2 separate regions of the Homo sapiens genome follow, and region 1 is linked to region 2. The links are chromatin contacts, found by Hi-C or POLR2A ChIA-PET in ENCODE. All regions are on one chromosome and are shown on one strand. Each heading gives the region's core, a stretch centred on a gene start or an enhancer-like site at or near the end of the contact. The rest is flanking DNA. Distances are from core to core; before and after follow the strand shown.

The links. Hi-C counts contacts between places; a loop is a spot of excess contacts on that map. ChIA-PET counts read pairs that join two places held with the same protein, here RNA polymerase II (POLR2A). Pooled maps may share reads with other maps.
Region 1: a loop to region 2 is called in a pooled map, with 5 times the contacts of the local background. The contact joins the promoter of RASSF1-AS1 here to the enhancer-like site in region 2. A Hi-C loop is called at or near these places in 3 of 50 pooled maps. POLR2A ChIA-PET finds 5 or more read pairs at or near these places in 4 of 52 experiments (H1, HEK293T, WTC11 and 1 more).

Annotation. Positions count from the first base shown.
Region 1 is chr3:50,335,838-50,339,383 of GRCh38, reverse strand. RASSF1-AS1 (RASSF1 antisense RNA 1) reads right to left here and starts at 1,873. Exons shown (of 1, transcript NR_109831.1): 1 at 1,084-1,873. RASSF1 (Ras association domain family member 1) reads left to right here. Exons shown (of 6, transcript NM_007182.5): 2 at 1,373-1,479. RefSeq lists enhancers at 1,010-1,099, 1,180-1,439, 1,267-1,838 and silencers at 1,910-2,089, 2,160-2,469.
Region 2 is chr3:50,448,901-50,452,382 of GRCh38, reverse strand. All of the region lies in intron 2 of CACNA2D2 (calcium voltage-gated channel auxiliary subunit alpha2delta 2), which reads left to right. Among named protein-coding and RNA genes, the nearest start is that of CACNA2D2, 53 kb to the left of the region's middle. Within about 2 kb of position 2,107, at least 22 of the 41 ENCODE cell types and tissues checked have a DNase peak (open chromatin) inside an H3K27ac peak, as active enhancers do.

The DNA of each region.
Region 1 (3,546 bases), core at 624-3,123, 110 kb after region 2:
AAAAAAAAAAAAAAAAAAAAAAAGAACAAGGCTGGGACATTGCAGCGTTCTCAAAGAGAAATAAAGTAGCCATGGAGATAAGAAGCAGGATGATTTGGGCATGTTTATCAGAGGTAGAGACAAGGGAGAAATCAAAGATAAGTTTGGGCTTTTGTCTCCAGTAACTGGGAGCCTAGTGGCCATTTTTGCTGCAAAGAGGAAGCTGGGCAAGTGTAGCAGTGAGGCTGAAGAAAAGGGAATTAAATTTTGGCCATGTTCACTTGAAACGTCTTTTAGACATCCTAGTGAAGGTACTGGCACGGAGGATCTAGTCTGAGGGTTTAGGTCAGTGTTTCAGCCGTGGATCTGGGGCAGATGAATGTAGACAGACCAGGCCAGTGATCAGGACTGAGCCCAGACTTCATCGTGAGATATGGAAGTTGAGTCAGAATCTGCAAAGGAGCTGAGCAGGAGCTGCAGGGGGTAGGAGGAAAACTGGGAGAGTGTAGCCCCTGGGAGTCAAAGGGAGCAAGCTTCAAATGATGCTGAGGGGGTGAGAATGGAGAATGGAACACTGGATTCCATTTGGTAGTACACAGATCGCTGAGGACCCTGTCCCGGGCAGTTTCCTGGAGGAAGAGGCAAGCCTGGCTGGAGTGGGTAGAGGGGAGAGTGAAGGCGAAGGATTAGAGTGTATAGAGACCAGTGTCTTGGTCTGAGGGGAGTAGAGACAGGTGACAACCACAGGGCAGACGTAGGTTAAAGGTGTTTAGTTTTTCCTTCAAGTAAATGGGCAGATGTATTCCATATACGTTCCCAGTGAAGGGCCGGGTGCGGTGGCTCAAGCCTGTAGTCCCAGCACTTTGGAAGGCCGAGGCGGGTGGATCACCTGAGATCAGGAGTTTGAGACCAGCCTGGCTAACATGGTGAAACCCCGTCTCTACTAAAAATACAAAAATTAGCTGGGCATGGTGGCGGGCGCCTGTAATCCTAGGTACTCAGGAGGCTGAGGCAGAAGAATCGCTTGAACCCAGGAGGCGGAGGTTGCGGTGAGCCGAAATCGCGCCATTGCACTCCAGCCTGGGTGACAAAAGCAAGACGCAGTTTTTTGTTGTTGTTTTTTTAATTGCCAATGAGGAAAGGGGAAGTTCTGTGCTAGGCGATAGAGATCCAACTGTTGAGCAGGCCTCTCTGCCTGTGGCCTTCCGGCCGGTTTCCAGACGCCCAGGTGGCCAACATTAGAGTCCGCGTAGCAGTGTGAGGTAACCCACTGAGATAGGTCGGGCCTGCGGAGCCTGGCGAGCAGCGGCCCTCTCCCTGGGGCTTCCCTTCAATCTCCGGGACATTTCCCCGACCTGGAGCTCCTCCGCCTCACCGCCAGGCCTCTCTGCAGATTGCAAGTTCACCTGCCACTACCGCTGCCGCGCGCTCGTCTGCCTGGACTGTTGCGGGCCCCGGGACCTGGGCTGGGAACCCGCGGTGGAGCGGGACACGAACGTGGTGAGCGCGGGGCCGAGGGCGTATGGGAAGGGCGAGGATGGGCAGGCCACAGTGCAGGCATTCTCGAGGGCTGCCTGGGTGCCGCGCGCAAGGAGCGTTCTAATTGCCGATTTCCCGGCGGCACAGAGAGGCTAATTCTGCGCGGGGGCTGGGAGGGGAGCCTGGATTGCCGGCTCCGCAAGTACTCCACCCGCTGCAAGCGGACCCGGGCCCAGGCTGACCCAGGCTCCGCGCACGCGCACTTCCCGCACCTTCCCGCCCTCGCCTCCGGCCAGAGGCCACTCTTGTGCGCTTGCCCGGACGCTGGCACCCGCCCCCGTTCCCTGTGGTAGGTGGGGTCTGTGAGTGGAGCTCCGGAGCGATGAGGTCATTCCTGGGGGCGAAGCGTGCGTGTCCCCGCCCCGGCGTTCCTGCCCCAATGAGACAAGAGCTAGATCCCGGCGATCTACGTTTCAGTCTTAACGGTTGCGGCGCGGCTCTGGCCCGGGCGCACGCGCACACTGACACGCGTACACGCACGCACGCGACCGGGGCGGTGGTTGGCGGCTACGGACGCGCAGGACTGGGGGACGGGCGGGTACGGCTATGGGCGAGGCGGAGGCGCCTTCTTTCGAAATGACCTGGAGCAGCACGACGAGCAGTGGCTACTGCAGCCAAGAGGACTCGGACTCGGAGCTCGAGCAGTACTTCACCGCGCGAACCTCGCTAGCTCGCAGGCCGCGCCGGGACCAGGTGGGAGCCAGGGGGTGCCGGCGGGCGGGAGGGGAAGCGGTCGCTGGAGCTCCGCCCTCCCCGGTCCGTTGCCGCGTCCTGGGTCGGTGGGCAGCCCCACCCTCCTGGCTACGTGGCTCCCCGCGGGTCCTGGCCGGGGACCTGCCCGCGGAACCGTGCGTAAGACCCCGATTCCACCGCCTAGATGCTGGGTGCCGGGGCCCCCTTGGTTTCTGTCACAGACAGGTTGAACACGGAAAAAGCAGCTGTATGGCTTGTGGTAGACCTGAGCCGGGCATTATCCAGCTATGACTAAAGCCGACCGAGCAGTTTGGACTAGCACCTCGATTTCCGCGTTCGAATGCTCCTGCTCCCTCCTTGGGGAGACTAGGGGAGGATGTGGAGAGGGAAGAGTCCTCGCCAGGAATTGAGAAGTATGTTTAGGAAAACTTGAGAGGCAGAGAGAGATCCTGCTCCTCCATCTGCACTCCTGTATGGAGCCAGCTGAGCCCTCACCTCTTCCCTGTTCTGGCCTGTCACCAGCTGCTGGAATGTGGAAGATTCTGTTCCCTTCCTCTAGGGTGGATCTGGAGAAAGATTTGGGAATAGATAGGAAAGAAGTCTTGTTTTGGACCATAAGCATTCAGGAGCACTTTACCCACAGGAAGGGGGAAAGCTAGATTATAAAATGCCTAAAGAGGTGGAAAAAGAGATCCAGGTTACTAACCCAGGACTGTAAGGTGTCTCGGAACCTCCTAGGTATCCCCATTATCGGAGAACTGTGTGCCAGATGCCATTGGTGTGACCACCAGGCTCAGAGAACCAGGCCTAGGCACCAGGAAAAAGAAACAGGGACTGTGAAGCTCAGTATGCCTGGCAGAAATGGGGCGGAAATCCTTATTTAAGTAAAGAAAGTGGAGTTGTGAGTGATGCTTCAGATAAAATTTTACAAAATTCCTTACAAAATGGGTGGTGCTCAGCACGCCAAAATCTTAGCCCAGAGCTTGGGTGCAAGGGTTGAGTTGAGTGTAGACCCCTGGGCTTGTCTTCATGTCAGTCAGTCCTGAGCCATTTTCCACTGTGGAAAGGTGGGAAAACCACAAGACACTAACCAATTGAAAAGGAGGGCTAGCCACGGAGGTGCACACCTGTAATCCCAGCTACTTGGGAGGGTGAGGCAGAAGGATCACTTGAACCTGGGAGGCAGAGGTTGCAGTGAGCCAAGATCGTGCCACTGCACTCCAGCCTGAGTGACAGAGTGAGACTCTGTCTCAAAAATAGAAAAGGAAGCCAAGTACGGTGGCTCACACCTCTAATGCCAATGCTTTGGGAGGCCAAGGCAGGTGGATCATTTGC
Region 2 (3,482 bases), core at 858-3,357:
GCTCCGATAGGGTCCATTCCCTGGAGTCAGACTCTGAGATGGAGGTCATGTGCAGGTGTTTACTGGAGAGTACTCTTGGGAACCACACCTGTGAGGGGTGAAGGACGCAGGGTTGGGCAGCAGGAAAAGTTGGGCTGTGAGGCATTCTCAAGCCTGAGCCAATTCCACAGACAGCCCTGGAGGTGGGCTGGCCCATCAGAGCTGTCCCCATTGAGGCCAAGGGACCAGGCCTCTGTGCACCCCCACTCCACCTCTGTGACCACAGGCAGTGGAGCCACATCTGCTCGGGGTACAGCCTGGGGAGGGACTCGGATGAGAGGAGTCAGCAGGCAACACCCTTGGCAGTGAGGGGATGAGGGCCTCGTGCCGAAGGGGTAATCTGGGTGATGCAGCCCAGCATCCACATCATGAGACTTGTGCAGCTTGGACCCAGGTTCTGGTTATGCCTCTTGCCAGCGCTGAGGCCTCGGGTGAGTCACAAGAACTCTCTGAACCCAGTATCCCACCTGCAAAATGGACCATTGCCACGCCTCCACCTCCTGGGGTTGGTTAGGAGTGGGGTCTGAGGTGGGCTCTGAGACACAGTGTGAGCTTGAAGGGTGCACCTGTGGGACAGGGCCAGGTTCCAGTCACCATCCAGGTGGGAACTAGGGGGCCTCTCAGCAGGCTCCCCATCCTCTCACTGGACAGGCCCCTGGCAGCCAGGTTTGAGGAAATGGGAGACATGGGCTAAGTCTGTACCATCGATAAAACCCATGGAAGTTGTCCAAGCACTTGGTCAAGGGGCCAGGGATGAAAATAGTGGAGGGGCATGCAGAGGGTATCTGCTCAGCCTGCTCAGTGGGTTAATTAGCGTGGATGGAGGTAGGCTGGGTTCAGGGGCCTGAACTTCAGGATGACTGGTAGTGTTCAACAAAGTGTCAGGCAGCCTGGGGAGGGGCCTTAAAACAGCCCCTGGGCCGTGCGTGTTGACTCATGCCTGTAATCCCAGCACTTTGGGAGGCCGAGGTGGGCAGATCACCTGAGGTCAGGAGTTCAAGACCAGCCTGGCCAATATGGTGAAACCCATCTTTACTAAAAATACAAAAAATTAGCTGGGCATGGTGGCGCACACCTGTAATCCCAGGTACTCGGGAGGCTGAGGCAGGGGAATCGCTTGAACCCAGGGGGCAGAGGTTGCAATGAGCCGAGATCGCGCCATTGCACTCCAGCCTGGGCAACAAAAGTGAAACTCCGTCTCAAAAAAAAACAGCCCCTGGTGGGAGGGATAAAAGTGATGATGGCAGAGGCAGGGTGGCTGTCCATGGAGGGGGCACTAAGGGCCATTGGGGTGGATGAGGAGCCCCTACAGAGGTCATGGACTGGTCACTTTTGAGGCCTCTGTAGGCACAGTGGTTTTGTACACACCACAAATGAGTCCTCATTTCCAAGGGCCCCATGTAGGCGGGGAGACAGCTCAGAGGCAGGTCCCATGTCCAGGACTGGCACAGGGTCAGAGCCCCTGGGTCTTGTTGGCTAAGGACACCCGTGACATCGGCCAGTGTGGCTGGTGCGGTGGGGTGTGACGTCGGCGGGCGTCTTGCGGATGTGACTGTGGGCAGGGAGGGGAGGCCTGCCGATGGGAAGGGAAGGCTCTGAGTCAGGCATGCGCGCAGCAGGCCTGCCTTTTACAAACGATCATCAGCCTCAGTGTTCCAACAGCCTCTTTCACTCTGTAAAAGCCTTTTCTTTGGAAAAATAAAAGAAGATTGGAGGCAAGTACAATATTTGGCTGTGGCGGCTGCTAATTTGGCGCTGAATGTCACCTCCGCCTTTCTCTTCTCTGATGCCAAGTGCTCCTTTCCTGGCTCTGGTGGGCGAGAGCAGGGTGATGGGGGTGCAGGGCGGGCTCCAGAGCCTCTTAAGATTCGAGATTCATTTCCTTAAACACACATTGTCTCACTCCAATTTCACGTCCGAGCAGTTCTGGCGAGGAATTAGCAGCTCCTGGGAGAGAGTGGCGGGTTCTGTTTACACGGGGCGGGGGCAGGGTAGGGGAGGCGGTGCGGGGGTAGGTGGGGCTTGGGGCCCATTTGCACAGGAAGCCCACACAGGAACTGGGTCAGGGACTGCCTCACCTGACCCGAGGGCCCTCAAAGGGAGCCAGGCCGATCCGCTGTCAAAAGAATGTGTGAATCCTGCCCCATTTTAGATGTCCTGTGTGCATGGAAGGTGGGGCTGTATAGTGATTTTGGGGGCAAATCAAGAATATTGGGCTTTCAGGTTGGCCTAAGTCTCCACTGAGAGGACTGGTTGAGACCTGGGGGCCACCTTTAGCTTGCCCCCTTCTGTGGCTTGGGGCTCACAAACTCTGGAGGCTGCAGTTTGCTTTGAGTCAGGCTCCATGGACCCCTCCTCACATGGAGCCTCACCTCCCACTATGTCCCCTCCACAGCCCTTGTGAGCTTGGGTGGTGACAGTCCTGTCATTGTGTGGGAGAAGCAGCTCCACTTCATGGGTGAAGCCCCAGAACCCAGCCCTAGGTCTCTCTCCCACCTACTCAGTCCCTAGGGCCCGGGCTGAATGCCTGTGTCTCTGATGGGGAGTGTGGTGGGCAGTCCTGGGAGTACAGGCTCCCCCCGCCCCAGGCCACCCTCTCTTCATGGCCTCAAGGTCATTCTGAGTGTGGTGTGGCGGAGGCATCACAGGGCCACGCTTTAAGACCCTTCTTAATGGTGTCCTTTCAGGCTGACACTATTTTCATCCCTGGCCTTGATTTGGGCCTTCTTGGCTGGGCTTGTTTTTGTATGGCTTCTGAGGCTGGGTCTGCCCTTTTATGCCCTTTCTGCCTTCCCCATGCCTAAAATCCACAGTCACCCCCTAGTCCCAACCACTACCCCTGAGGAATCTCAGCAGGGCTGCGCAGCCATGGAGGTGGCATCAGGGTTGAGCCTAAGGAGTGCTATGGAGGGTGGCCCATCCCCCAGCTCTCCTGGGCGACTGCTCATGCATCACCTCCTAGAGGGGAGACCTGCTAATTTGTCAGCCCATTAGCTGGGCACGAGCAGCATATGGACCCAATTCCTGCTACCCTCTTCCTGCCCACCTCTGATAGCATCATCAGGGCTCATGGTGAGGTCCTAGGTCCAGGGTTGGATCACAGGGGTGGGGGGCTGCCATCTTGCTCCGAGGCTGAGCCCCTCAATGAGGCAGCCGAGGGTTTGTTCCTCTCTTGGCTTCAACGAATCTACCTTAGGAGTTCAGTGATGAAGCCTCTCTAAGCCACTGGCTAAGAAGGGCCCTGCTTTTAGGAAACTGGGCTTTATTTTTAGTGTTCAGAGAAAGATAATTTTTTCTCGCCCACCATCAGCAGGAAGATCAGTCGTTTTCGTGATGTTTCCAGATCCTCTTGTCTGTGGGATGGGGGTGGGCAGGAAGGATCCCTTGCCTGAGGGCTTCGCTGCGGCTCTCCCCCACATGCAGGAGGGAATCTGTGCCTCAGA